Linked DNA regions of Homo sapiens: region 1 is linked to region 2. A link is an interaction called in ENCODE POLR2A ChIA-PET data of the cell type or tissue named here. Cell type or tissue: MCF 10A. All regions are shown on one strand. Each heading gives the region's core, and the rest is flanking DNA. Links, peaks and the distances in the headings are about the cores only. Region 1 overlaps FLRT2 (fibronectin leucine rich transmembrane protein 2). Region 2 overlaps FLRT2 (fibronectin leucine rich transmembrane protein 2).

Region 1 (15,950 bases), core at 5,107-13,106, 52 kb after region 2:
TCGTTCAGAAAATAAAACAAAACAAAACTGTTTTTCAAAGTAAAGTAGTTCATTCCCTTTCCCAAGATCCCTGAAAGGAATGGAGGTGACGAAAATGGAAATCTGGTTTAAAATAACACTTTAGGATTTCTGTGGCTTTGTACCACTGACTGTTATACATACTATCTTACAAATTGCATACCAAGACTGGCAGAGTTCATAACTTTGTTGCTCTTTTCTTGCTATCATAGAAATGGTAAGGCAGAGAGCCAAGATAACTAGTGATCATAGGATGAGTCTCTTATCTCCTTCACTTGATAAAACTAGTGATCACATGATAAATCTTATCTATCTCACATCACAACCAAAAACCCCTTTGAGATCAGTGCTATTACAATTCTCATCGTCCAGATGTAGGAGCTGATTTGCAGAGGATGCGAAGCTGCACAGTTTAAGAACTATTACATTACATTACATACAGTTTGTTTCAATCATGCTAGGTATAGTAGTATTTTTCTGTAATAGAGTTACCCACGTCTTCAAAAGACACAGAAAACGGTGTGCATGACAGAATCTTACTTTCAAATACTGCCTTTTGATGTTATCTGAGAGCCTCATAACCCACCAGAAAACTAGCCCTTTTGCCAATGTCAAAATATCCTTTAATAAATCTTCCACGAATACATTTGGAACAATCTTGGTTGGTCCAGTGGAAATGTAATGACTTAGGCTTTTAATTACCTAAATATATTTTTAACCCGGGTTACTGGTGATTGTATTTACTTGTTTAATTTTTGATTGCTTTCTATTTCTCTAAGACGATTCATTTGTACTAAAATGAGGTAAACCAGTGTTTCTTTTAATACTCCCAAATTTTACTCAACATATGGGTTAAACATTGTTAAAGCTTCTAAACTGATATAGGCAATTGAAGCCAATCCAAGCAATACATATTCGAGTAATACATAGTCACTGGCCAAATCAATTCGTGGGTTATGAGAAAACAATGCCATTTGGCTGAAATATTCCCTATGTACAGGCAGAGAAGAGCAGGTAGCCAAGTGCCACTTTGGTGTTCTGCCATGTCAACATTCAAAACAGGGCCATAGAAAAGCAAAACGCTCTGTCCACCCTCTCCTTCCCTTAATAAGTTCATCTATGTAGGAAGAGGACAAGTGCCCTGACTTCTGGCTGTCCACGTAAGTGTCAAATGTAGGGGCCCTTTCACACTAGGGCTTCTACATGAGTGTCTCCCTTTAAACTCTCATGTCTTCCCTGGAATTTAGATCAATTATCATCCATTGAGTTATGTACAAATAGCAGACATACTCATGGTCTCCACCTAAGAGGAAATAGAACATTTCACTTTTCTTGAGAGAAAAGTCAACTTTATCTATTTTTTTGTTTGTCTGTTTTTCTATTTTAAGATTACATAAAGTACTAGGGTTTGGAGGTAAGAGATCTGAGCCAAGTCATGGTTTTGCTGTGTCCGCACCCAAATCTCATGTTGAATTGTAATCCCCACATTGGAGAAGGGGCCTGGAAGGAGGTGATTGAATCATGTAGGTGGACTTCCCCCTTGCTGTTCTCATGATAGTGAATGAGTTCTTGGGAGATCTGGTTTTTTAAAAGTATGTGGCACTTCCCTCTTCTCTTTCTTCCTCCTGCTCCACCATGTGAAGAAGGTGCCTGCTTCCCCTTCGCCCTTCTTCCACAACTGTAAGTTTCCTGAGGCCTCCCCAGCCATGCTTTCTGTGCAGCCTGAGGAACTGTGAGTCAATTAAACCTCTTTTATTCATAAATTACCCAGTTTCAGGTAGCTTATTACAGCAGTGTGAGAACAAACTAACACAAGGTGTGTGGGACTCAATGTATCTGGCATTTGTTAAACAACATAGACCATGGAGTCAGACACATCCAGTCTCATTCCAATCTCACCATTAGGAAGTGGTTGTAAGGCCCTGGTGACAGGGGTAACTACTGTGATATTACCTGGGAACAACTGTGATAACCCCTACTTCCCTAGGCTTCTGTAATTGCCAGGCAGCAATGCCCAGAGAACCATAATTCTCAAACTTAGTATGTGTTCCTTTTAAGGAGTGGAGGTCCAACAGATGCTTTTTGATGTCTAACTTTACATAAGTAAAAAAAAAAAAAATTAAAAATCACACTGCTTTATTATTTATTTACATATACAACACTGTGAAAAGGGCGCTAGATAAGTAGAACAAGAAGCCCAGTTTCTGGTACATCCTGCTTCTCAGTCACCTCTAGGTCTCTGGAACTTGAAAGCTATGTCTCTTCTTGCAGGGTTCTGTTACAATCCATTGATTTTCCCTCACGGTATAAAGTTCCCTTTGCTTAGTTTCACTGGACTATTTCCCCCAGGTCATTCTGACAAATGATGTTCTTTGTTGTTTATACTGTTCAATAGATTTCATTTTGAAGAACATGATGCAATCATGTGACGACATTCTTTCCCGTTATTGAACCGTGTGGCCTGAATACTGCCCTAAAGGACAGGAAAGAATTGATGTCCATGAGCATAGTCTTTAATATATCTTGAGTCTAGATTCAAAAAAAAAAAAAAGAAAGAAAGAAAGGTGGGTTAGGAGGAGATTTGGGAACCAGCTTCAAGTAACTAACATTATAGACCCACCTACTCTTTCTGATCTATTATCTCATCTGATCCTTAGAATGAGTTCATGAGTTGGTATTACAAACCTCAATTCTCAGAGGAGGAGACTGAGTTTCCCAAAAGTCAAATAACCTGCATTTGGTCTTCACAGCCAAAATGTGGCAGAGATTGCATTGAAACACGGGTCTTCTTGATGCCAAATGCCACACACCCAAGAAACACACAAAACAATGTAAAAATGTTATGTAGCATTTGAGTTACTTTGGATTTAACTGTCAGAAATGTCTATGTCTGTGTGGAAATGAAATATTCTCTTGGAAACATGAGTGAGTCCCATGGACTAAAGAAGGTGACCAGGTGTGTAAACAAGTGATGCCTTTCCTTCCACGGCATTGTTACTTACTTTCTCAGATGCCTGCATTTAGTCCAAGGTTTTACTCATAGCTTTAAAGTGTAAAAACTGTCAGAAAACTAACACTAAGCATTGGTATTAGTCATATTCCCTGTAGCGGGAAAGAGTCTTCAACTTATCTTGAGACCAGTTTCAATTGGTAAGAAAGCTTAAGGACAGAAAAGAAATGAGGGAATGTGTCCATGGAAGTGACAGAAGTGTCACATAGATGTGAGGATGAGAAGCTCTGGAATTTTAGGGGCACTAAAACCAAACAACAGCCACAACAACAACAAAATACAAAGACAATGACAGCAATAGAATTTCATAATTTTACCAAAGACCGGGGCTATCTAAAGAACTAATGATTTTCAAGGTTACTTTATGATACATTTTTAAAAAAGGGCAATTTGACATTCTAGTGGGAAAGGCTTCTGGTACGATTCTATTTTATCTCGTTCCTACTTTATCATTGTATTCTAGGCAGTCATTCTGTAACTTTATTGGCTGTCAACAGTATCATTTGCTGTAATAACGGAGGGAGAATTTCCATGATGGCAGGAGCCGTGCATCAGGATGCCTTGCCATCTACCTGCCAGGGTGCTGTGAGTGTTCTAGAACATTTCCAACATTCGTTCTGTACAATTCATAACCTAGCAGATGGCACCATTAAGCAAGGGTCCCCAGTAGTCAGTCTCTTTGAAAATGAGGGCAAAGAAATGCAGAATAAAATTAAGTTGACTGGAATAATACACATGCTTATTCCTTACAGTATGTTGACAATGGCTGACAAATGTCTAGCGGATATAATCTCAGGGAACGTGCACAATAACATTTTACAACAACATAAACTGAGATTGTAAGATACCTTGATAAATAGCTACTTTCTTACCCCCAGGCTGGTTCTCCTCTCTCCAGATACATGTACAGCTCCCATTACCATCAAACAGCCAGGAGAGAATTACACACTGCTCAGGAGATAGCTTCTGAAACTGCGAGACGTTAAAAAGCCATATTCAAATCACGGGGTTGTGCAACACAAACATGTTGTACAGAATGTATTATCATTTTCTGAGGCAAAGAAATATAGACTGTGCAATAGAAAGGTAATGGGGAAAAAATGTAGTGCTCTACATACTGACAGTGAGCCGTTAACAAGGTAAAATTATCAAATATTGGTGCAATTTGGAGCATGCGTTTTTCTGTTTGGGGAATTATGATAATGTGACAAGGTTATCGTTATAATTAGGAGAGTAATTAAAGTAACGGAGTAATTGCTTGTCTGCATTTTTTCTTAGTCAAGAAGATCTAATTGCACGAAAAGAAGAAAAGAAAATTTTTCACATTTTTTTTTTAGGTTTCCCACCAGCATCACTGAGACCCTAACGCAGGCAGGCTAGCCATACTGGCATATTGTGCCTTCTAATTTTTTTTTTTTTCTTATGAACAACTATGGTTTCTCAGCTGCTACAAATTCCTGGTCACACAGCATACATTCTGTGTGTGAAGACTGCTTTATGAGGAGCCAGCCCTTTTTTGTGATGTCATTTCTTTTTTTTCTTTATTTTTTATTTATTTCTTTTATTTATTTATTTATTTTTGAGATGGAGTCTCGCTCTGCAGCCCAGGCTGGAGTGCAGTGGTGCGATCTCGGCTCACTGCAACCTCCGCCTCCCGAGTCCCAGTTCAAGCAATTCTCCTCCTTCAGCTTCCCAAGTAGCTGAGATTACAGCCACGTGCCACCATGCCCTGATAATTTTTGTATTTTTAGTAGAGACGGGGTTTCACCATGTTGGCCAGGCTGGTCTTGAACTTGACCTCGTGATCCGCCCTCCTCAGCCTCCCAAAGTGCTGGGATTACAGTCATGAGCCACTGCGCCCGGCCTGTGATGTCATTTCTAATTCTAATACATTTCTCCTTCTGGCTTCATGATTCTAGACTTAGTTTCAATTAACTGTATGTTCACATCTTCTCACCTATAGACACAAGGAAAAACAAAACCTCACCCAGTAGGATGTAAATCCACATGGAGTTGGAGACATGTAAGAACCAAAAAATAAACAAGTAAACCTACTCAGCCCCAAAGAGTCAGAGCTGGGACAGACAAGGTATGCCTGGCAGAAACACTTTGAAGTACAGAAATGACAAAATAGCATTAACAGATTTGTTGAAATTCTTGAGGGGAGTGAGATGGAGGACCCGGCAAAGCCTCTGGGAAGTCTGCATTTTTGCTCAAAATCTATGGCTTCCTGAGAGAGATCATCCACATGAAGTGAGAGTGATCCAGGCAGGCCCAGGAAAGTCACTGACTAAACGCTGCTAATGCCATCAGGAGATCCGGATATCAGAGATCTAACTTGTAACCTGTGATCTAACCTCACGGAGGTAATGGGCAGCACAGACCTGAGTAAGAGCAGTGAGTCCCAGAACATCATTGGAGGGAAACTGGGCCATGTATCTCTGTGAGCCTCCCTTTCCTTAGCTGAAAAATAATGATCATATTAAACTGACCTGCTGAGCTGCTATGAGGTTAAAAAAAAGTGTGAAGGGGCTTTATAGACAACGTATAATCATGGGTAGATATATTATATATAGATATACATATATGACATACATACAATCTTTACTACAAGCATGTATGGTTCAGCTCACTCTCTTTCCTCTGGGCAGTAAGAACAGTGCCTTTAAAGAACATCTGAACCATTTGGAACCAAAGGAACTAATACTCATTTTGGTGTAAATTTAGTCCCAAAGTGGTTACTTACTGCATCCAGTATTCCTTCTTCTTTTCTGCTCAGCTAATCCATGTTCTTTCACCAATGACCAGCTCAAAGTTCATCCATCACCTCCTGGAGTCTTCCCAGGGGCCCGAAGGAGAAAGGGCCCCTCTTCTACTCTGTTTTCAGGCTGCAATGTACACAGCCTCCCCCATCATAGCATCTCTGCTCCCAAGTCTGTCCCCATCAGACTGTGAAGAAGTTGAGACTGGGGTCTGAGTCCTCTGTATGCTTGTACCCCTCTGCTGAGCATATTTTCAAAAAGTATGTGTTGATGGGGCTGAATAGCAAAGTATTCTGCATGAAGAGCTATGACAGTGATGTATGTGTACACATGCATGTGCACCTATCTATGTGTACACATGTGCTTCTATGTGCGTGTATTGGTCTGTGTTAATGTATTTAAATACAAGTTTATTTGATTAGAACACTAAACGTTTAGGAAGCCACTAGCCACCTGTACACATTATCCAATCCAGAGAAAACTATGCAAATAACTAGTTCCTTTATTTCAGAATACATTATTTCCCGAAGGTTATTATCTGCTCTGGCAATAGCAGTATCAGAGCAATCACTCTAAAGACAAACCATGTCAAATATGCATGATACAAAAGCATTCCAAAAACAAAATGTTGATCTAGAAAAGAATCATGTAGCAGGAACTCCCTGGTGAGTAAATACCTCAATGCTGCTGTGATGGCTGCCCTTCATCTGAGCAATTACATCTTCCCCTCTCTTTTGTGATGTCATTTTAAACTGAAAGCATTAGGTAGCAAGGAGCACTGTAATTAAAGCTTCAAACAAAAAAATGATTGAAGAAACACCGAAAGAGACTCCTCCTTTGAAACTGCATTTCAATTCTCCTCATGTCTCTGGAAGAAAAATGCTTCTGACAGTCTATATTTTACCACTGTTTCATTTAATAATGCATATCGACATTTATCCAGGAACATGCCTTTACTTCTCCTTTTAAATCACCTGAACACCTGCCCATTCCCATGACTCCAAATTCCTCCTTCTCTCCCACCTACTCGGTTTTTCTTTTATCCTTATTTACTTTTTTTAAAAAATTTATTTTTGATGCAAAGATAAATGTTGAAGGATTAAAAAAAAAATTCCTGAAAAGCCTGACTATATAATTCTACGGGCATATGAGAGCCCTTTGCCTCTTGTTCTGCTTACAAATTAAAAATAGGGCATAAACCCAAATGAAAATAAACACACAAGCACATGCACATGCACATATATTCCAAGGGCAAACAGAATACATGGAGGGCTTCAATCTCCTTATGGTCTGTTTATACAACATCATCAGTGCTTTCTACGGAAGTCTACGGATGCTTTCTGCGGAAGTCTACAGATGCTTTCTACGGAAGTCTATGGATGCTTTCCACATAAGTCTATGGATGCTTTCCACAGAAGTCTACATTACGTGTTTCATTTCCTGAAAAAGATCCCAGTTTGACCATTTCTACAGTCACCATTTTCCTTCTACCATGAACTAGCGACATAAGCAAAGTAGCTCTGAGAAGTGTCTTTTTAGTTTGCTTTTGTTAATTAATTAATTAATTAATTTATTTATTTATTGAAATGGAGTTTTACTCTTGTTGCCCAGGCAGAGTGCAGTGGTGCAATCTCGGCTCACTGCAACCTCTACCTCCTGGCTTCAAGCAATTCTCCTGTCTCAGCCTCCCAAGTAGCTGGGATTACAGGCACATGCCACCACACCCGGCTAATTTTTGTATTTTCAGTAGAGACTAAATTTTAGTTTCATCATATTGGTCAGGCTGGTCTCGAACTCCTGACCTCTGGTGATCCACCTGCCTCAGCCTCCCAAAGTGCTGGGATTACAGGCGTGAGCCACCGCGCCTTGCCGTGCTTTTGTTTTTATACTCTATCTGGGCCTAGTGGAGATGCCATCTATTCTATCTCCTTTTTGAAAATCTAGGTGCCCCATTCATAATACTTCATATTCCTAATGTAACCTGAAGAAACAAGAAATTCCAGAAGATTTATTAATTCAACACTTCAATACTCGGTTAGGTGCGGCAGAGGTATTACAAGATGAATATGATATGAACCTTGCTCTTAAGGCATTTGCAAACTAGTAAGGTAGCTGGCTAATTAAAAAAAGCTTCAGAAAAAAAAAAACACTGGAAATTAGTCATGTTTTTTAAGCTTCTACCTTAGTAAGAGGGTCTCTGTGTTTTGCAGGTTTATTCATAACATCTGATATGGTTTGACTCTGTGTCCCCACCCAAATCTCATCTTGAATCATATTCCCATAATTCCCATGTGTTGTGGGAGGGACCCAGTGGAAGATAATTTGAATCATGGGGGCAGTTTCCCCCATACTGTTCTTGTGGTAGTGAATAAGTTTCATGAGCTCTGATGGTTTTATCAGGGGTTTCTGCTTCTGGGTCTTCCTCATTTTCTCTTGCCGCTGCCATGTAAGAAGTGCCTTTTGCCTCCCGCCATGATTCTGAGGCCTCCCCAGCCATGTGGAACTGTAAGCCCAATTAAACCTCTTTTTCTTCCCAGTCTTGGGTATGTCTTTATTAGCGGCGTGAAAACAGACTAATATCACAAAAGGTACAGAAATTGTGCTAGCAAGGCATTACTGACAACTAATAGCAACAGTTAATACTTATTGTGTATATACCATGTGCCAAGCACTATTCTATGTATTAACTCATTTAATTCCTCAAGAACTTTATAAAGTTGGTCTTATCTCCAGGCTCTACATGAGAAAACTACAGTACAGAGAAATAAGTAACTTGTCTACAGTTAGCCAGTGTGTAGAAAAATGAGACTTTGAACCCAGGGAGTCTGCCTCCACAACCAGCTTAGCCATTTTCTCCAACTGCCTCTTGGCATAGGTGCGCCCTGCAGAGTAGCATATACACAACATTACAGGGTTGAATGTGGCTTCTCTCCCAGAAACATGTGTCCTCCCCAGATCAAGCCCAGGCAAGCTGAAATATTTTTAGCAACAGTATTTTATCACTAACATTTTGAAATTAACACATCACTACTTGTATGGGAAATGGAGGAAAAGAAAAGAAGGTATTTGGGATGTAGGATAGAGCCCATTAAAGGCAAGCTAAAAATCTAAAAGAAATCTCCTACCAATGAAATTACTGTGCCATGCATATACCCCTATAAGCTTATTTTTCAATGACCCAGTGGGCATTTTCTCGCAAAATCTATATAGTTGTCTCTAGGATACCAAACTTTTTAAAAAAGTTTTAAATGTCCAGACAGCACTGCTTATTATTATTGCATTGAAGATATTCCATGTAGTTTTATGCAAGCCTAAAACATCTGTATTCATGGGATAGGATTTCCCAACTTAATGGTAAATTTCTTAATTACATGCCTTCCGTCTGTACTATACTAACATCTCATTGCTAGAAATTAGAAACATGTATACGTCTTAATGCTTATTTCTTCCTCAAGTCCTTAAAAGTGTTTTCTAGTTTTTAATAGTTGGCTTTCTTCCAATTTTCTTCTTTCCTCACCAGATTCATTTTAAGATCTCAGAGAGAGGCCAGGCACAGGGCCTCACACCTGTAATCCCAACTACTTGGGAGGCTGAGGCAAGAGGATCACTTGAGGCCAGGAGTTTGAGATCAGCCTGGGCCACAGGGTGAGACCTCATCTCTAAAAAAATAAAATAAAATAAAATAAAATAAAATAAAATAAAATAAAATAGATTTCAGATAAGAGAGAAATAGTTAAACTGCTTGATACGGTTAGGCTGTGTGCCCACCCAAACCTCATCTTGAATTGTAGCTCCTATAATTACCACCGGTTATGGGAGGGACCTGGTGGGAGATAATTGAATCATGGGGTGGTTTCCCCCATACTGTTCTCATGGTAGTGAATAAGTAAGTCTCATGAGATCTGATGGTTTTATAAGGGGAAACCCCTTTTGCTTAGTTCTCATTCTCTCTTGTCTGCTGCCATGTAGGATGTGCTTTTCGCCTTCCACTATGATTGTGAGGCTTCCCCAGCCACATGGAACTGAGAGTCCATTAAGCCTCTTTTTCTTTATAAATTACCCAGTCTCAGGTAGTCTTTATCAGCAGCATGAAAACAGACTAATACACTGCTGATCTGCTGATGTGTAACATCTTCTAGGAATCTATGCATATTCTCACATACTGACTAGTTCATTTCTAAATGTACAGCAAGGTTATCAGGACTGCTAACCTTTTTGGCCTCATAAGTCAGGATCTGAATCTACTGTGATATTTAAAGTAAGAAACTAAGCTTTAGTATGCTACCACCTTAGATTTTAGCTCTTTCTTTAAAAACAGCTTTTATACACATAGTACAATCAAATTTCTAACTTGCATACCACATCTCTAAGGCCCAAAGTTATACTATCAAAGTGATGCCTATCTCCAATAGATAGGCATTATTAGATGATGTTATAGATCTTTAATCCACATCAGTGCATTCTGCGGAAGTGGCATGTGACAGATGCCACCACTGACTCTGCAGGACGGCAAACTACCACCTTCAGCCACAGGGAAAAGGGACCTTTGAGTCAACTCTTAATGGGCATCCTGTAATGATACAGACAGAATTGTTCTCCCAACCAGGCTGTTTATTGAAATTCATAGCACAACTCTCTATTTTTATAATCAGAAAGGAAAAACTAAAGAGAAGTAACCATTCCTTGGATTAGATTAAAACCTAGACTAATATTCACAACCCTAACTATTTAGATCAAAGTCAGTGAATTCAATTTTACAAATAAGGGATCAAGTAGAAACCACAACTTGAGAAGAAAATATTCTCAACCCTATCAGGTGAGCTGAATTTCTAAGCAATTTTAATTGGAATGTGAGGTTTCGATTCAGGAAAAGACTAGAGGATTCAAAATAGGTACACAAACCACACAGAAGTGATCCAAGGGGATCTGAGAGCCATCTGTAGTCCGCTGGCACTTAAAGACAATGAAAATACTGTACATCCTATACAACCTGGACAATATTTCTCAGATTTACTAATATATCAGAAAATGAAGCACATACGTCCACTCTGTTGTAAGGGCACTTGTGGTCTGTGATGACTCACTGATAAATGTTTATCTTCTACAATGTATTTTGTGACATGACTTTGTTAAATACCTTAGGAAGACCATTTAAACTAGCACTTTGAACTTTCTGGTATATGAGGCTTCAGTAAATACTTGTTGATTGCTGGCTCACTCATGAATCCTTTTTTTTAACTTAAATACGGGTAGTGTCCTGCAGAGTGTAACAAAGCCTTTGAATAAGTTATGCTCTTTAAAAAAGACTAAAATAAGATGTTCTCCCCTTTCTTCCAAATGAGAATGAAAAGAGAAGGGAGGCCTTGCTTCATATTTTTGATGAGATTTTTCTTTCCAGTGTAAACCCTCAAAACCACATTTGACAAGTATCTACCCTACCCTTTAAGTGAATGAGTATAAAACTGAATCTATTGTTTTTTAAAGTAGTTTGGACAACTGTGTCCATCTTATAGGCAGAGTTCAGTTTTAAGACACCTGAAAACTCATCTGTTAATGCTATTTCTTCAACAGCACAAAAACACTCTATCCTTACCCAAAGTGACAATGCAGAATGAAAACTAAAAACAACAACAAAATATTTATAGTCACCTATTGGAGGTAGGCTCTAATCTTTTTCCCTTTCTCTTTCTCCCTCAATTTTTCCTTTCCGTCCTCACCCTTTCCTTCCACAAATATTTGTTAACTCCTGACTTGATAACTAATCAGTGCTTGGATCTGGCGATAAAAGTGTGAATCTAATGTCCGTAGTCCCCACAGGATTCAACAAAAGAAATAACCCTTAGATCAAGCTTGTCCAACCCACAGCCCATGGGCCAACAAAATTCATAAATGTTCTTAAAACATAAGAATTTTTGTGATTTTTTTTCTAGCTCATCAGCTATCATTGTGTTTCATGTGTGGCCCCAGACAATTCTTCTTCTTCCAATATGGCCCCAGGAAGCCAAAAGATTGGACACCCTTACCTTAGATGGTCCCAGCAGCATAGCCTCACTGAGAGAGCACGTGGATTACTGGGCACAGGAATTTAAAAGTTGGCCACTACTAAACTCCCTGTCTGCATTCTAAAATTTTATCATCACAGTCTTTATCTGTGTTTTGTGGCCAATAAACCTTAATGCTGCACAACACTAAATTATTTGCTCTTTCTGAAGGCTACAAAGAAGAGCTGGGTACGCATTTCATAACAATAACTAATGCAGATATTCACAGAATCTTAACCAAATCAAAAGAAAAGGGCCAATGGGTGAAAGGGGGCTGCTCTCTTAGGTATTCCCCACCTTATTCACTGTATCTATTTTACCTGAAAGTCTTTAATTCACAAAAATCCCATAGTTAAAATTCAATGTAGGAGTTGTATGTTGAGCACCACATGAAAAAATACCATTACTCCTGCAGTGTTCTACAACTAGATCCTGGGTGTCAGGCTGGCAAATTTTTCAGAGACAACACAGTGGCAGAAGCATCAGATACATGAGCAACAAAAGTCATTACTTACAGCAGCTTAGGTGTCTCGGAAGGATTGCAGGAATACCTCCTCACATCAAAGGCGCCATAATCAGCCCTCCAAATCTTGCCATCAACCCAAAGGTCTCCGTGTCTTACCTGTCTGCACCAGAAAACCCAATGATGCGACGGAATTATCAACATTATCATCCTGAAACAATTGCTGAGCTCCCAGAGGGGCCATTTTTCTCTTTGAAGAGGCCTGTGGGACATTGTGGGATTAGTTATGATGGCTCTGCCCTTTAGAAAGCTTTAATGATTTGGGCATGATTCAGGCAGTTGGATCAGTCATATAGGAACCTGTTAATATCAACTGCTTTCTAAAAACATCAGTGATACTCACCTTAACTTTTTCTGAATAAGCCACAGTAGAAGATCTGCTAATCTATTGAGCACTTAATTGCATCAGGCACTATGCAAAATGCCTCCTGTGGATTATCTTATTTAATCCTCATGGCAACTCTTCAAGGGGTTTTATTACTGCTATCCCCACTATGCAGATGAGAAAAGTGAGGATTATATAGGTTAAGTACTTTGCCAAGGTAACAAAGCTATGAAGCAGCGAAGGTACCTACAAACCCAAGTAGACTAAACCCAGAGCCAAATTCTAACCACTAAGACAAGCTCCCTAGATTCTGAGAATCAGAGAATTACTAGAACTGCCCGGCCTTGTACAGATGAAGAAACTGTGCCTCCAAGGTTCAGTAAATTGACAGAAGTCACAGATTTTTTTAGGGGCAACATAAAACCTAGAATTTAATGCTCCTGCTCACTATCCTATTGATATTTTGAGTATCCCCCATTGCTTGACAGTCCAATTCATGGCAAGAGTTGTTGATAAGGTGTCCATCTGCTACATGGATGCACAAAACAGAAAGGGACATGACCTTTGGTAGTTCATTTTCCTCTCTGGAAATCTAGAAACAGGGATAAATACATATGCCTTACCTACCACAGGAGATATAGAAGTGAAATGATAATCAAAATGGAAACTTTAAGAAATAAAAAATATGTGAGTTACAAACATGGAAAAGATTATGGAAAATGGTTCTCACCTTCAAGTTTCTCACCACATGGCTACCTTTTCTCACTGGCAAGAAGTGAATTAAGTCATCAGTAATCTCAGTCGGGTCCATTAAAATCTAAAATACAATAAATCTTAAGGTATTTCAGGGCGAAACCCCTATATATATTCATCCTTTCCATGTGTCCATCCTTCCATGTATGCATGCATTCATCCATCCATTTAGTAAAGAATTTAGGATACAATGATAATTAGCCAAAAACATCATAGCCACAACAATAAACAGGACAAATGGAGGTAACACTGGAGCCATTTTACTTTCTTTGTGAATACTCAATACATATCCCTTGGAGAAAGGTAAGAGCTACTGTAAACAGAAAAGGAGATACTAGAAGGTAATTTCCACCAGTGGCATGCCTGTGCCTTTCTTAAATTTCTCTCCCACCCCTCCCATTTCCTAATTTTTCCAGGCAACCCCATTCCTTACATCATATCAGTTATGATCAAATGGTCCCACATACCACCTTGCACAGATACCAATCACTGCTCCTCCATCAACAAGGTGCTTTTAATTTCAAAAAGAAAAGGAAATGGGATTTGAAGTTTAAATTTCTTCATTTTCTCTTTAGGAGTTCTGGTAAACAGGTGGAATCAGAATCACTTCTAAGCTACTAGCTAAATGAAATTAAAGATTTCTCACTAGATTTCATTATTTACAAATCTCTGTCACTTAAGGATGATGAATTATGTGAATAGTAATTTTGTCAGGAACCTATTTGCTATATATTTTCATAGAAATTCCATTCATGATTTCACAAGACAGAATCATGGAGGAGGATAGGGTAATGAAAAGCCAGCTCGTGTGCATGCCTGTCATAAGACCAAATTTAAGCTAAACCAGCAGATTAATTATTCTTGTTATTTTTAAGGGTCGCTAATAAAGGAAATGCTACAATTTTCCAATGAAACCCCCTCCAGATTTTCAACGTGTGTTAGACAAGGAGATCAATCCTTCAGCACAAAGAAAAATATAATCAAATATAAGTTCTAATATCCATGTTTTAAGTTAAAAAAAATGTGTTCTATAGATCCTTCTTTATCTTTTAACATTGCATTTCTAGATTGTGGATAAGCCTTAAACTGAAATGTAGGTAAAGGCTAAAACAACCCTAACTTCTCTCCAAGAATCAGAAAGGAAGTCCACATAATTTTGCATGACTTTAGGGTTTTCATCGGAAAAAAATACCTTCTTAACTTTGGATGATGTTAATATTATGCAGAAAAAGAAACAAAACTCATTAGCTGATTGTAATTACATTAGTTATCCATGCTAAATGAAATGTGTCTCATATCACGTCACATTTTCCACAATGTGGTCTACAGTGAACTCATTTACCTGATCTGCCTTTTTTTGCTTCCCTGTTTGAAAGGGCTCTCATTTCATTGTTTACCTGATTCCTAACAGCCATTCCCTAGGGTTTTCTAAGAGTAAATGCTCATTCTTAGAATCTCGTACTTGAGAATTCCACCAGTAGAAACACTCACAGCACTGTCCCCATAGAATATATTACGAATGTGGCTATTTTCTCGTTTATAGTGACAAGCTGAAATTTAGTAGAAAAAAATCTCCTTTTTTGCCTGTTGATAAGCCAGCCTCCTCTACATGCAGTTGTTTTTAAGAGCACTTTCTCTGGGTAATTCCCTTCCAATAATCCACGATGCCTGCTGTTTTTGAGGTGAAGAGATGGCTGAAAATATTTCTTTTTTTTTTTTCCCAGAAATAAGTGGTTGTAAGAGTTCTTCAACAAGCATATCCAAATTGAGATAGAACAGTGACTACTTCTAAGGTACCTTATCTTCTTCTTGACCACAGAAATAAATATTGTTAAAAAGAAATTAGGCAAGATGTACTGTGGCCCCACAGGGAGGCCCTTTAGGAGAATGGTAACACAGCCTTACGGAATTGCCTTATCTATGCAGGCCAAAAAAAAAAAAAAAAAATAGCTATGTGTAAGCCACAGAATTCATATCATTTTACATTGGAGGGCAAAGGGATAGGGATTTTAATGCATGCTAGTACTTGAAGTGTGGCAGATAACACACAATCTATTCAACAATTCACCAGAGTGGTCCTATGAGTATTATTTTTTCTCTACTGAAAAATTGAGGAAGTAGCCACAAACACAAGCACCAAGAAACATGCTGAAGTCATCCTAGTTGCTTGAGACAGAACCAGGATTCAAATCTAGTCTGTCTGATTCCAAACTCCATGACCTTCTCTCTATGTTCACTCTATATCTTTATGAAATGGGATATTCCCCTCAGACTCTTTGCAAGACTCGTGAAGGGGTTGGCTCATTTACTCAGCCCACAGCTCTCAACCCCTCATGGGCAGGGTAGCACACAGGTGAGCAGGTGCAGAGGCCAGGACAAGAGCTTCTGGGCAACTGGGCAGAAGCAAAACTCCGTGCAGGCCCATGGCAGCATCTAGGAGTTGCCCACAAGCCCCCAGAGTCCCAGAGGCCCTGTGTTACAGTGTACTCTTTTAGTTTTGCCATCCATGGATGGCTTA
Region 2 (15,950 bases), core at 4,579-12,578:
GGTAATCATGGTCCTGTGGAAAGAGTTCTACCCTAGCCCATGAGGTATCAGGAAAAACACTGCAGGCAAAGGATGGCTCTGTGAAAATCGGAAGGATAGAGAGGCCCAAGCCAGGGAAGAAATGTAAGTTCTGCACACAGATCCAAGCTGCTTGTAATGTGAAGCCAGAGATGAATCCCAGCTCAACTGAGAGAAGGAAAAAAATGTTAACTGCACAATACTTTCTCCCAACTCTCTGTCCGCTTCTCACTGAGGTAGTCGTGCTTCTAGAAGATATTAAACGAACTCATGTTTCAAAATCATTGGGCATGTCACCTATAAGTCTAAATGTTGGTGATAAAAATAGTTGCTTTACAAGATGAATTTCAAATATCAAAAGGAAAAGGGTTTTTTTTTTTTTTGTCTTTTAAATATTTCCCTGTTTGTGTGAATACTGTATTGAATATGTTGCTTCCTCTCCAGGAAACTAGAAATTATAAAGAATGGCTTAATGGCAGGTGCTAGGTAAAAACAGAAATTCTCATTTAAAGGAGACCATAGCTTCAAAAGCCTGAGTATAAATCAACATGCAAAAAAAATGCTCTTTGGGGGCAGCAAGAACCCGTCCTTGCCAGTCTCTTAAAGATGACAGTAAAAACCAGCAGCTATTCCAGGCTACTTTATTGTAATTTAACTCTTTTCATAGGAACTGAGACTCAAAGCACGAAAGTCATGCTATAGCTTTCTGCTCAGTGTTTCTCTCCTAGTGCTGCCTAAGAAGGTTTTTTCTTTTTCTAATTAATTCCAGGAGCCTGTATTCCAGGAGCACTTAATAAACTAAAACTATAAAAATCATAGTACAGAAAATAAGAATTGTCAATAAGCATTGCCAATCGCGTAATAGAATGACAAGGACAAACCTAATAAAATCTTAATGGTTTCAGCACTGGCTGAATTGTGACAAGGCAGCACAGTGCATGAAGTGATACAATGAGAAAGCTATACTGAAGAGGAATTCTCTACTGTTTGCACAATAATCAGGAGAGTCCTATAGTTAGCTGACCAAGGTGTGGGGATTAGCAAAGGAATTTAGGGAAACATATATCAATAGCCACCCCGTAGCCTGAAACCATTTTTCTATCTCATTCACTAAACTTCAACCAAGCCCCCGGAAGTTGATCATTAGGCAGATATTTCTCTTTACTGAGATAAAGAGAAAGAAACAAGGGAAAGGAGAAAGAAGGAGAGAGGGAGGGGAGGAGGGAAGAAAAGAAAAGAAACACTTTGTTTAAACAGTTGGCCATTTCCAGGCTCCAGTCAGTCTAAAATTGAAAACATTAAAATCAGACCAAAAAGGAAAAGCTATGCTCTTGGCAAACACAAAATATTCTAATACATTTGAAGCGTTGTTCTCACATGGTTTCCAATTGGTTGGAGTAATGGGGGTAACTTGAGAACAAATAACCAGTGTTATAAATTCAAATGGATGAAATTGAAGACACTTTCACTACTGCTACCTGCCTCTCTCAGCCCACTGGGAGGGAGATCCCACTGATCATCCCTGGCTCCCTTTAAAATCTGGAACTGCAGGACTGGGTGGCCTCTTTCCACGTCAACTACTGCCTGCACGGTGTTTGGATCTAGAAGAATAGCCAACTGTCTTGATGCTCTGAAAGCTATTCCTGATAGCAACTGGTTGGGTAGTTGGTCCCCGGTAGTAAAAGGAAGCTGGTAGAGCAGAATTTCAGGAGGCAAATAAATTGAGAGAGTACTAATAAGATATAAAAGTATATGGTCCATAACAGATGTATCTTCTACAGTGAATGTCTATGTACTTTCAATCCATTTCAAAGGAATATAATTCAGTTCATTCATAACATTCATTCATTTGCTCAAACAGATACCAACCATCTTATGTTTCAGAGAAAATAACTGATTTTTTAGACAGTAACCTTTGGGAAAAATATTTCCCCCTCATCACTTGGTACAGTGGTTCCCCAAACCTGAGGGTCATTAAAAACACTAGGGGAAAGTGATGAGAAATGAAGGTTTCTGGGCCCCACCCCTGCAGATTGTGGTTTCATAGGTCTGCAAAGGAGGTGGGTCAGGTGCAATTTGTCAACTTTCCCAAGTGGGGCTGATGATTAGTCACTAACGTTTGACCACCCAGCCGCTCCCTATCAGGAATTGCTTTCAGGGAATTGAAACAACTGGTCCTTCTCTCTTCCGGGTCTGATCTGATGTTGTGGAAATAGTTGAGGGTTTGGAGTCAGTCAGAATTTAGTTTCTTATCTCAGCACTTCCATTCCCTAACAGCATGACAAAGGGCACCTGACTTAACCTCTCTGAATTTTACCTTTTTTTTTTAATTTCAAAGGGGATAATCAGCTGTGCTTAGGAAATTGTTGGGAGGATTAGATATAAATCATATAAAGTAACTAAGAGGACCAATTAGGCACTCAATAAACTGGTTTAAGAGAGGTAGAAAAGGTGTTATGAGCAAGAGCTGGGCTCTGGAGACAGAGGACCTGAACAGCTTTTCCACTTCCCAGTTGTGTTAACTTGGGCACACTGCGTCACTTCTCTATGTCCCAGTTAATTCATATAAAATGGAGAAAATAATAGTATTAATATTTCACGGTTGTTAGAGGGCTGTAAATCACTTAGAACATTGCCTAACATGTGGAAAACACACACTCTTTATGTTGGTCATTCCTAAGATTAGCTTTAAACAACAACAAAAGCTCCTGTGCCGGGGAGCATTTGTCCCTAATTTGGTAGAGAGTTGGTTGTACTGAATCCATCAACTTTTACTTTCCTTGTTCATTCATTGATCATAGTTCTTTCCTTTGGTAATATACATATACATCTTCCTTCCATCAATCCTGAAAATAAGTGCAGACATTTATGAAGTTGATCAGTGAGTAAGTGACAGGGCTAGGACTTGAACTCAGGAATGGGCTGCAGGGCCTGCTCCTAACCTCTGTCCTGCTTCTCTGTAAGCTCTAGGCAGACAGGCTGGTCTGCTTTCGCTCACCGTTATTTCCCCAGAGCCTACAGCCATACGTGGCAGGCATTCAAGATCTGTTTGTAACACAAATGAACGAGTCAAAGAACGACCTTCAGATGATTACTTTGTTTGAAAAGGTAGTCTGCAAAAACTCTTTGACATCTTCAATCTGAGGTCCCATAAGGAATCAGTGAGATAATATTTCAGAATAGCTTTCAAGAGTTTTAAGCTACCTAAAGCTATCTGGAAAGATTGAGGGATAGATAGAGCGATGGATGAATAGTCCCTGGGCATAAAGAAACTAGATGACCTTTGTAAAAGGCATAGAACATGCAACTAGGAAATAGTTGCAATTACTACAGCACTATATTTGTTTTAACCAAATAACATCAAATTCCATGCTCTTATTGACTTATAGTACTGCAGAAATAGGGTCACTCAGAAACATAACATACTTGGTTTGTTCAGAGGCATGTATGTACCTAACAGTTCAGTTCTATGATGGCTGTGACCTGAAATCAACTAAGTATTCGTGATCTATCACAAAAAATATGAATTTTTACTTATATAATAACAATATATTTTAAATATTTATATAAATTCAATGTGACAGTTCAACCGAACTTTAATTGCATACTACTTTACCATTCCACACAGTTAGAATCAACGTAAAATAGGCCAATATCTTTGAGAGCTATAAAAAAGCTTATGAAAAAAATAAACTCAATCCAAAAATATAAACAAGGCCTACTTCCCTACCCTAATATTGCACATATGTAATATACATAACAAAACAGAAAATCTTATGTCTCCTTCACAAGAGGAATACACATTTCGGTCGAAGATATTGATTAGGCCCATGAAATGAAATTACATAGTGTGTATTTCCAGGTGAGTTATCTGGTTTTGAGTCTAAAAAATGAAAAATTCATTGCTTAAGCCTATTTTGGTATCATAGAGATGGCTCTGAATGTAAATGGTATAAAATTTCCTCACTGAATAAATAGGTTTTTACAATGTGCCTTCTCATCTTCAGAACACCTGTCATGCTGAGGTGTCAGGCTATGTTCAGGAGACTATTTCTGGATTTGAGGAACAAGAGGGGATAAGAAACAGAAGAAAATTAGTATTGCTTATTATCCTTGACCCTCTCCTTCTTTCAAGGACATTTCCCCCCAACCCACCCCAAGAACATGACTAGAAATGGGTTAAGATCAAATCGAGTCATTCTAAAGCTTTAAATAAAACCCAGATAAGCTGCCTCAATATCATATCCACTGTGGTTGCACAATACTCTTAAGGAATAATTTGAAGGAGAATATTGAAAATACACAACAGGTTTTAAAAGCTACCTTTAAAATAATCTATAGTGGTGGCCTTGATTATGTGAATGAATTCTGAGATGTGTTCTCCAAACACAGAAGAATTTAAACATACAGGCAGATCCTTTTACAGGTTTATACACAACCAGAATGCTGCTTTCATTGAAGGCCATGGCAGCTTTCAAACTCTACCCCAAAGGCAAAAAGCTCATATTTTTGTAGTGCTAATCAATTTCAACCACTTAACTGTGTTTTTTTTTTTCTTTTTTTAAAGAGTTCCCACCAATAATAATTTTAAAAACTCAGGTGCACACAATGACTTAGTCTTTTTTTTTTTTTTTTTTTTTTTGAAAAGTAAGTTACATTCTGACTCAGTCCATGTCACCCAGGCCTTGTGCATATAATGGCCACCAGAGGGAGGCAACACAGCTGAAAGGTGGTCCCAATACACACACACACACACACACACACACACACACACACACACACACACGCTTTCGCGCACGCGCGCTCTCTCTCTCTCTCCCCTCACATGAAAAGGTAGTTTTGACTTTTCATCCTTGACTCAACCATGTGATGTTTTTCCAGAAAAAAGTTCCAATCTTCAATGGTCAATAAAAATAACATTCATACATAAGGGAATAATGTAAAATCTGTGATGATAAAGAAGATTTAAAACAGTGAGAGTGATGAGAGAATCCTACGCTTGAAATGACAGTGGGTTATTCATTCCTCCCTTAGCTACACTCCCAAGCTTGACTGGACTGTAGGCCCTGGTCCTTGGGAGGATCATACTTGGTTCATCTTATAAAGTACTACATCTCCAAGACAGGTCAGCTGTCTGAGACAACACATTCTAGAAACAGGTCAAGGAAAAAGACATGTGAGTGGGCAACAACTTCACATGTTGTGCTTTCCTGATGAGCCTCCATTTCCTCAAAAATCTTTCCTTGTTGGTTCTCTGACGCTTTTTAAAATTTCATAATTATAAACCAATTCTTTTGGATTAGCCCGCAACCCTCTCTAGAAAAGCAAAGGTTTTTGGTAAACATTCCAAACCAAGTGAAGTGTATCAGACCTTTCTTTAAAACTAGTATTTCTCATGCATTTATTCATCAGGCAATTGTTGAGTGGCCACTGTGTCTGATGAAGCAGGAGGCCCGTGTGACGCACAGGTGAGCAAGACAGATAAAGTCCCTACAGTCAGGAAGGTGCTATGTTTAGAAAGCAAGAAGGCCCGTAATCCCAGCAATTTGGGAGGCCAAGGCAGGTGGATCATCTGAGGTCAGGAGTTCGAGACCAGCCTGGCCAACATGGTGAAACCCTGTCTCTACTAAAAATACAAAAACTAGCTGGGTGTGGTGCCAGGTGCCTGTAATCCCAGTTACTTTGGAAGCTGAGGCAGGAGATTCACTTGAACCCAGTAGGCAGAAGATGCAGTGAGCCGAGATTGCACCACTGCACTCCAGCCTGGGCAACAAAGTGACACTCTGTCTCAAAAAAAATTCATTAATTAAAACTACAAAACTTGAGATTAGAAAAGATAAAATTGTAAGCAACGTCATGAAGGAAATAAAGAAGTGTCATAGACGATGATAATGGTGTGTGTCAGGTAGATTTAAATATGGCAGTCACAGATGGCAACTTAGAAAATGGGATTCCTAAAGAATGAGGATTTGCTAAGGATGGGGGATTCAGGGTGCAGAATGATGGTGCTCAGGAGAAGAGAGGCCAATAAGTAAGTCCAGGTCTAGGCAAGAGCAGGCACAAGGATACAAGGAAGGGAGAGCCTTAGCTCTGGCAGGAACTGAAAGACTGGTGTGTCTCAGAAATTTTATGAGAAATGAGAAGGCAAAGTGCAGAAATAGGGCCAAGAGTTTTAATGGACTTAAACAGGCAAATCTTTATGGCTTTGGTAATCCATTTAGATTCTATTCTCACGGCAATGAAAAGCCTGCAGGGAAGGTATGGTGAGAAGGTAAAGATCAAAGACGCTACCTGGATCTAGCCAATAAAGAGCTGAAAGAAGTTCTTGAGAAGTAATGATGAAGTAGAACAGGAAATTTTATCAAGAACAAGAGCCTGGAGAAGAAAAGTATGCTCTGAACTTCTGTCAGAATTCTCTCTTCAAATGTCCCATTTCAGAGAGTCTCTTCTCGCGAACATCCCCACACTTTTTTTTTTCCACCTGTCTCAAATTCTCTTTAGAAAGAGAGGAAGTATAAATAATAAATAAATAAAAGAAATACAGCTTTGACTAAACAAGGTCTTTGATGAGAAAGTGAGGAACCCATGCTGGGTAAAGACAGCCATGTAATTAATTAGAAGGGTCTCTTGACTTCTATCATGAGCACTGAAGCCTGCCACCCTGCTTAGCATAATGTCCCTTCCACTGGGGAAGGCACAGGCCACCCACTGTTCCCTAGCAAGTAAATTGGTCCCTACCTATAAATTATTCTATGTGTGGTGAAGAAAACCATTGGCTTTTTTCCTTCTTCTGAAGTTCTGTGCACAGCCTGGCAAACAACCTCCGATAATTTGAAAAAGTGGCTTTTAGTGACCCTAGCAATAAAAAAGTTACTAGTGCAATAGAGTTTGACACGTTTCTAGAAGGCTGCCTGGGCTGTGTGACTCACGAGAGGTGACCCTGTCTCACCTGAGAATAGAGGTGCGGGGCTGCTCCCCCAGCTCATGGCTCACTGCAGAGGGCAGGCCCCATTTAAGGCGTGCAGGTGCCCACTCATGCTCTGGTTCTTCCTGAAATATGCTCATATGTTTCTAGAACCAAGTCTCCTAACGGAGTTACTTTGTCTTTTGGGGGGACTCACAGGTGCAGAAACTAGGTATTCAGGGTCAAGAGGTCAAGACTAAATGAAACAAATTCCCGGTGAAACAGCCACCTCCATTAACTACCTTTGCAGGTGGCTACGCTCTGACTCTAGTGTTTTCTCCAAATGTTCTATCTCCCCAACTCTCTTGACCATTCTGCAGGGAATTCAGAATATGGGAATAATCTCAAAACCAGTGAGAGTTCCTGAAAAAGCTGAAATTGACCACAGTACCAACCTTAGACCTACAACCAACACCCCTCCTATCAGGGTAAGGAACGCACAGGGTCAAAGGGATATGACCATCCAAAGCCTGTATTGCTCCTTCTAGGTTCCATCTTGGGTGCCCAGATTCCAGAATTTCCTGGCTCCAACTTTCTCACAGGGCCCTGGAGGACCTCTCCACTGGGTCTGTCCTCCTGAGGTTATGACACTTCTAAGCTTGTTCGGATTGGGAAGGAGGAGTGCAGAGCTGGGGTGTCTGTGTGCAAAGCCTCTTGGGTTTCAGGACGGAACCTCAGTGGGAAAGGAAGAGACTTTGGACCAGTTATCCCTGCACTGCCACTTTCTGTTCTGTATTTGGTAGAGTTTGAGAATTCTAAGGTCAAATCTGCCTGGCCTTCCAGGATATTCTGGAAGCCAGATGGGTCACAATAGGCAAAGTGCCTACACTTTTTAAACAACTTGCTAATGAGATTTGTAGCTTTTGAACAATTAGATCTAAAGCAGGCCTCTCCCCATGTTCTTGCTCAGGACGCTGGCAAATGTTTGCGTGGGCCTGTTGAGGGCAGTGGCTCTTCACATGACGAGCAGACCTGCCTCCAAGAAGAGAAGGGTCGTGCATACTTCCTGAATAAATAGAAACATTGCTGAAGAATGTCATCTGTTAAGCATATCTTCAGGGTGGAAGAAACACAAAAACTTTAAGAAACATTATGACTTAACTCACGAATATTGCTAGAGTTACTAATTCAACAGATTTACCACAATTAAATAAAAATCCATCCATCCATTCATCTGTTCATTCACTTATTCAATAATCATTTATCAGCTGGGCAAGGTGGCTCATGCCTGTAATCCTAGCACTTTGGGAAGCCGAGGCGGGTGGATCACTAGAGGTCAGGAGTTCAAGACCAGCCTGGTCAAAATGGCGAAACCCAGTCTCTACTAAAAATACAAAATTTAGCCAGGCATGGTGGCAGGCTCGCTCTTGCAATCCCAGCTGCTTGGAAGGCTGAGGCAGAAGAATTGCTTGAACCCGGGAGGTGGAGGCTGCAGTGAGCCGAGATAACACCACTGCACTCCAGCCTGGGCAACAGAGTGAGACTCTGTCTCAAAAAAGAAAAAAAAAAAAATCATTTATCAAGCAAACACATGAGAGGCAGTGGACTGTTAATGGACTAAACTGTTCCCACCCAAAACTCATATGTTGAAGTCCTAACCCCCAGTATCTCAGAATGTGACTATATTTGGAGACAGAGTCTTTAAGGGGAGCATCGAGTTAAAATAAAGTAATTAAGGTGGGGCCTAATCCAATATGACTGGTGTCTGTACAGGAAGAGGAGATTAGGAAACAGACATACACAGAGGGAAGACCATGTGAGGACCCAAGAGAAGAGAAGATGGCTATCTATTAATACAATCTGAGGAGAAAAGCCTAGGAAGAAACCAGCCCTGCCGACAGCTTGAACTCCTAGCCACCAGAATTGTGAGAAAATACATTTCTGTTGTTCAAGTCATCCAGTCTGTGCAGTCTGTGGTACTTTGTTCGGGCAGTATGAGCTGACTCATACAGAGACGCTTGATTTCTTAATACAGTAGAAAGCACATAAAATGCATAATACATAAGACAAGCATGCCACAACTAATTACAACACAAGGTGATTAAGAAACAGCTCACTTACAACCAACTCTCATAGAAGGACTGCAAAGCAAAAACTTGTTTGTAAACTGAAGGCAAGTCCTTCTTCTGGACATTCACACTGAATTCAATCTCAGCTTCCAGGCCTCCCCAAAAACATTTCTTCCTGGAGCCGAAAACTTTCTTTTCCCTGGTGCTGTGATCCCACCCCTAGCTGTTGCAAGAATCCACTGACTCCCTACTTTTCTGTTCAATGAATAATGACTTTGAATCTTCAATGACAATCCATTAACAAAAATGAAAACTGCTGCTAAGTGGTTATTAAGAAAAGTCATATCGCCTAACTCTAATTGCTTTCCCAGACTCTAAAAATCACTGATGTGCATCAATCCCTTACTGTACCCTCTGCACCATTGGCTCCCAAATCTAAGCTTCCATCTCGGCAGGAAAACTTCCAGGAGAGGAGGGAGCATGACTCTTGGGTCAAAACTTGCTCAATCCCCCATTAGAAAGTCAACCCTCTTCTAACATGGTGCTCTGATGGCTTGGGTTGAGCAAAAACGCAATCATCTATAACCCAATAGATCATGCATTCCCAATGAGCATATGGCGTCTTCTCCAGCGGGATAAAAACTGGTTCTTGTGGAAAAGAGATTTAAAAAAACCTTAGCTATTATGAGAATTTGTGTCCCTCCAGGTGGCTACAGTACATCCATAGATATACAGTAGATCTGTAGTATTAAAATGTCATGAGGGAAGGCAATCTTTAGAAAAAAAAAAATCTAGGCAATCTCCTTCGGATGGTGGCAGGGGGTGTGGGGGAAGGGGGTGTAATAATGCAAGAAGTTTGAGAGACACTATCATAGACTACCAAGCATGGAAATAAGAGTAACAGCTAACGGCCGGGTGCGGTGGCTCAAGCTGTAATCCCAGCACTTTGGGAGGCTGAGGCAAGCAGATGACGAGGTCAGGAGATGGAGACCATCCTGACCAACATGGTGAAACCCTGTCTCCACTAAAAATACAAAAATTAGCTGGGCGTGGTGGTGCGTGCCTGTAATCCAAGCTACTCGGCAGGCTGAGGCAGGAGAATCGCTTGAACTAGGGAGTCGGAGGCTGCTGTGAGCTGAGATCGCACCACCGCACTCCAGTCTGGCAACAGAGCAGCACTCCCTCTCAAAAAAAAAAAAAAAAAAAAAAGAGTAACAGCTAACATGTAACATGTAACGTGTAATGCACCAAGCCACGTGCTTGAGATTTGCTACCTAATTCTGATGGCCACACTGTGTAGTAAATATTACATTGCCATTTTAGGGATGCAGAAACTGGGACGTCAAGTGTTTAAGTAACTTTCCCAAGATTACAGGTAGGTGGGATATATGTAGCAGAAAATTTCCTACCAATATTCCATTTAATCATAGAAAACACTGTGTTCTCACACCCTCAACAAAATACACCAGCCCATGACATACTGAGTGTTAGCGGTTGCTACAATATTCTTCTAATACCTCCACACAGTACTCTTAACCATTGAGCTGTGCGCTCACCAAGAGTCCCTAAGTATGTGATGCCACTTATACCTTTTAACTGTAATTATATAATATAAAGAAATATTTGGTTGGGCAATATTAGGAGTACAAAAAGGAGTTACTCATGGTGTGAAAACTTACTTGAATGGTTCAGAAAAAATCATGAATGCTAGCTAAAGTTGCTGGTATATGCGGGGGAGGGGGAAGTAGGGAAAAGAGAATCTTACAAATCTTTCATCTCAATATAATAAAGCAAACTGGAAGTCAGGGTTGACATATTTGGGGGAGAAAATAATATGAATTCAATCGGTGCTATGGAAATATATAGATGAAAACTGAGCTGTACGTCAAAAGATTGGCCAATTAATGTCCAATTTGATGTTTCTGTGTACAAGTTATTTTATTTTATTTATTTATTTTTATTTTTGAGATGGAGTCTTGCTCTGTTGCCCAGGCTGGATGGAGTGCAGTGGTGTGATCCTGGCTCACTGCGAGCTCCAGTTCATGCCATTCTCCTGCTTCAGCCTCCCGAGTAGCTGGGACTACAGGTGCCCGCCACCACGCCCAGCTAATTTTTTGTATTTTTAGTAGAGACGGGGTTTCACCGTGTTAGCCAGGATGGTCTCGATCTCCTGACCTTGTGATCTGTCCGCCTCGGCCTCCCAAAGTGCTGGGATTACAGGCGTGAGCCACCGTGCCCAGCCACAAGTTATTATTAAATATCTTTATGATTTCTTAATTTAACTGAAGTAACTGTCCCAATTATGTCTGATATTAGGTAACATGTACACTATATAAGTTTTCAAATGTATATCATGGTTCTATCAGCCTTAAAATCTGGAAAATCTATGACTTTTTGAGGCAAAACTCAAGCAAAAGTGTTGAGCACCATTCACAGGAGAGAGCTGCCAGTACTGGCTTAATGATGTTCCCAATCTCCAATTATATTTCCAAGTTATCAAAAGCACAATGTAGCTGAGAGAAAACAAAACTCTGGGCTCCCTAAATGGTCTTTCTTGACAATAGGAAGAGGGGGTGTGGGGAAATGTAGGTTTTAATCAAATTAGCTGGAAAGGCCTGAGATGATATTAAAAGAAAAGATGAAAACGCTCAGTTAAAGTCTTCCATACCCAGGCACTTCTGACTGCCTGAATTATTTACCAGGTTCACTGCAGTTAGGCCCCAAAAGGGCTATGAATTCTTACTGGCATCTTCTCTGTGACCTGTGATGATTCTGAACTCTCTGTGTCAAAGAATCATGTCGGCACTAACAGGAGTGACAGCCAGACTAGGCTGGGAGGACCAAATGTCTTCCTATTTTCCTTCCTAACCCCCACCCACTTCACCCCTCTGCCAACACACACAGCAGGAAAGACTAATTTCTTCCCCATTTTCTAAGCACTCTTTGAAGGTATTTCTTTAGCACTGCTCTGAACTACAGCTATTTAGAGCAATTTAGTTTATCTGGATCCTTTTATTCCCTCTACCATTAGTCCAATTTCAAAAACAATAAGAACAACAACAAAAAAAAATCTTCTCAGTTTTAAAAACAGTCCTAGGCTTATTTATTTTAAATGCTTCTGATTTTTTTTTTCTTTCTTGGTGGAGTTTTCCAACTCTCTCTCAATTTCTTCACCCAGAGCAATTTATGAAAACAAATGCAGCCCACAGCAATCATTAATCCTTAAAGTGAACAATACTACTGTGAATTATGATGTTCAAAGACTTGGGCTAGATGGTGGGAGCTCAAAAGAAGTCAAAGATATGATTCGAGTGCTTAGTAAATTGGTAATCTAGTCACGTAAATAAAATGAGCACATTGGCGATTACCAGGCAATATATAAATGTTGAAAACAGAGGAAATAGGCATAAGTAAAGGAAGATCTGGATAAGACTCAGGAAGTCATGATTTTACTCCTGAATGTTCCGCTAAGGCAGACACATCACTTACCTTTCCTAGGCGTCATGCCACCCACCAGCATGAAAGGAGACAAAGCAGATTATAGTTAAGCTCCTTTTCAATCTTAAAATATGTGACAATTTCCAACCCATCCCACCCTCAAGATACTCCACAAAAATGTTTTCACTAACTAGTAAGACAGGTTGGGATAGATTTAGGTAGGATGGCTTCCTGAAGTTCTTCAGTGCATCAAAATGATATTGAAGAAAGCAACAGAAATGGGCTTCCATTTCTGTTAAAGCAGCCATGTTTTAACACAGTAAAAATGGCACTCTCAAGACACAAGGAAAAGTTACCTTATGTTATCCAGAAACATGCATACATTTAATTTCGGATCTGTTCTCCATTCTCAATCCAGGTTTCAAGATTGAGTCTCGCTCTGTCGCCCAGGCTGGAGTGCAGTGGCAAGAGACCTCGGCTCGCTGCAATCTCCACCTCCTGGGTTCAATTGATTCTTGTGCCTCAGCCTCCCAAGTAGCAGGGACTACAGGTGCATACTACTATGCCTGGCAGATTTTTGTATTTTTGGTAGAGTGGGGTTTCGCCATGTTGGCCAGACTGGTCTCAAACTCCTGACCTCAGGTGATCTGCCCGCCCAGCCTCCCAAAATGCTGGGATTACAGGGGTGAGCCACCGTGCCTGGTCTCAATCCAGGTCTTAATTACCTAACAAGATGTGACAGAAAAGAAAGAAAGGTAAGAATGAAAAGGAAATCCCATCATCTATTATCAGAAGTTATTTACCTGACCTTATCTCATCCTTATCAGAAAACCTCACTCAGCAATGAGCAGTCAGACACAGCTATTCTTTATATGCTGGTTTTGAAGCTATCAGTTATTCAGTCAATCCTATTATTCTAGAAAGCATCATGACACATCTTTTTTTTTCTCCTTCATAATCGATGCCCGGAACCTCAACTTTCCTCTTTCCCATAGACACAAAGGGGCCTCTATCTACTGTTCTCTGTAGATAGCTCTACAGGCGTTGTTCTCTGTTGCAGCTTGTACCAAGTACCTTCAGGGAATTCAGAAATAAATCAGTTAAAGTCCTTGCTTGCACATTATTTAGGAGAGAGGACGGCAAGGATGAAAGCCCAATTAATAATTTAAGGCAGATGGTCATAAATGCCAAAGAGGTATCAACAAAATTATACCCAGACACAAAAGAGAAAGATCCTATTTAAATGGAATATTTGAAAGATTTGAAGAGAACAGGGCATTTAAGATAAACTTCATTTATACTTTTCACATTCCCCATCAGATGTAAAGAAGGAAGTTATGCGCTCAAATGCCCCCATTCTCCAAAAGCAAAACAAAACAAAACAAAGCAAAAAAACCCGAAACCCTAAAACAGAGGTAATCATTATTCTGGGGTTATAGTAGATTTCTATGTAATACCTCTTCCAAATGGTTTATTTGTTCCATTTTAAACAGAAATGAAGGGTCCCCTACACAAAGAATTCACATGCATCAAAGAAGACACCATCCGTTTGTGACACTCCAGCAACTTGTTTCCTAATAAGTTGCCAGATCTATTCAGTTAACAGGGCAAAAATCACTGATGTGAAGGTGCAGTTCCTAAAGCAAAATTACGCCCACTCTTTCCATTTCACTCTTCATAATTGGAACATTTGCCAAATCATAGTTCCCTGTGCTGAGCATAGAACTCCATTCAGCTACTCTGGCTTTGAAAGCTCACACTTGGCTTTGAACAAACCCGGAGGAAGACAAAGAGAGCACATAACGTAATCAATCCTGATTTCTCCAATTTGTTCTTTGAGCTCCAGCGTGCTTTAATAAAATCGGAAGTGCCATCTCGCCTTCCAATTGAGAAGCTGGGCAGGGAGCAAAGCCAGTAGTGTACCAGGAATAATTCTGCAGTGACAACTCCAAGTCGGAGCAAAGGGACTATTCTAAGGTTGTGGTAGCAAAATGGTTACTTTGAGAAACTGAATTTGAATAGATTGCTTTGTCAGGAGACAGTAAAGAAAATCAAGTAGGTACATGTGTATTTTTGTGTAATATACATGCATATTTATGCATGCATTTACAGGGTGTACGTATGTATAAGAGTGCATATGTAAATACATATGTGCAAATGCATTTATAAGTCACTATATATCTAAGCAGACACTTTACTACCCTTCATTATAAATAAATAATAACAAATTGTATTCACAGGCTTAGATATGGTTAAAAAGCAATTCTCTATTGTGAAAATGGCTGCTCCTTCATACAGATCAATAATCATTGTTGGTGGTAGACAATGAACACTCCCACCTGACTTCCAGAAGCAACTATTTCTAGAACCTGATATTCAAAACATTCCACGGTGACCTCAAGGGAAAGTTTCCCATTTTTGAGCTGAGTATGTCAGACACAGGGAAATCCTTCTGCTAGTACTCTTTCTTAGCTATCCACATCTCTGTGACTTTACCAGTAATAATTATAATTATTTAAAATCTAATATTTGCATAGAATTTACAAAGTTTTCTCTGATGCATCTTGTTTGATCCTCACATCTCTCTAAGGCAAGTATTATCATTAGTCTCATTTTATAAGCGACCAAACTGAGGCTCAGGGAGTAGCAGGACTTTGCTCAAGCTTGTCCAGTTAGCAAGTAGCAAAGATGGGGTTCAAACCCAAGTATTCTGACTCCAGAGTTGTGCTTTTTCCTATGGGCTGGGAAGGTCTTCAGGGCTTTGCTCCCTAAGCCATTAATCCATTGCAGCTTGCCATTCACCAGCTGCTAGGACAGCCTGCTGTCTTCCATTATCCAGAGGCCTGTGGCCTCCCCAGGGAACTGGTGATGTTGGGCATAATTTTAGTCCTGGAAGTCTGGCTGTGTTCCAGAACCTCTTTATTAGGATCATGCTGTGTCATTTAAAGTTCAAAGAGGCTTGTAAGCAATGCTTAAAAAATGGCTCAACAATGGTCCACTAGTCCATGGTGAGTTCAACCCGGCCCTGATGGCTTGGACTCATAGTTTACCGCCTGCCCAGGGCAACATTATTTCACTTGGTTTCTTCCATGCTGCATCTCCCTTCTATCTCATCCTACACTACCTACAGCACTTCAGCTTCCATCCCTACATCTTCACTGCTTCCTGTACCTTAGTCCCTCCCTGGTCAGCTGAACATTCTCCTTTCTGAGGTTCAGCTTGTGCCCCTCATCCAATCTCCCTCTCACCCTCCTGTTACTGTAGGACACGACTTCCAATGGCTTATTTATTTCTATTTTTTACACAATATGAAATGAAAGTCCTATCTATCTCCTGGCTTGATAAAGACTAAACTTGTCATTCAACGAACATCTATTAAGCAGTTAGAATGGATAACACTCTGTGCAGCATAACACATAAGTCACAGACTCGACCCCCAACCAGGTCTTCTCTGATGAGAAAGAGGATCAGGTCTTCACTATTCCAAAAACTCTTTCCCAGCACTGGAAGTTCCCCAAGCT

What was found. Peaks named below come from ENCODE experiments on the same cell type or tissue, not always from the same donor. Only the 100,000 strongest peaks of a DNase experiment are listed, where the experiment ranks them.
Region 1: POLR2A ChIA-PET joins it to region 2 with 7 read pairs; 3 of 35 experiments call an interaction of 5 or more read pairs at or near these places.

What each region holds. Positions count from the first base shown.
Region 1 is chr14:85,549,240-85,565,189 of GRCh38, reverse strand. All of the region lies in intron 1 of FLRT2 (fibronectin leucine rich transmembrane protein 2), which reads right to left. Among named protein-coding and RNA genes, the nearest start is that of FLRT2-AS1, 26 kb to the right of the region's middle. In MCF 10A, for the core only: no CTCF peak of the experiment used is centred there; no DNase peak of the experiment used is centred there.
Region 2 is chr14:85,600,772-85,616,721 of GRCh38, reverse strand. The region is part of intron 1 of FLRT2 (fibronectin leucine rich transmembrane protein 2); the gene reads right to left. Among named protein-coding and RNA genes, the nearest start is that of FLRT2-AS1, 77 kb to the right of the region's middle. In MCF 10A, for the core only: a CTCF peak has its summit at 4,721 (motif pointing right); DNase peaks (open chromatin) are centred at 4,751 and 8,951.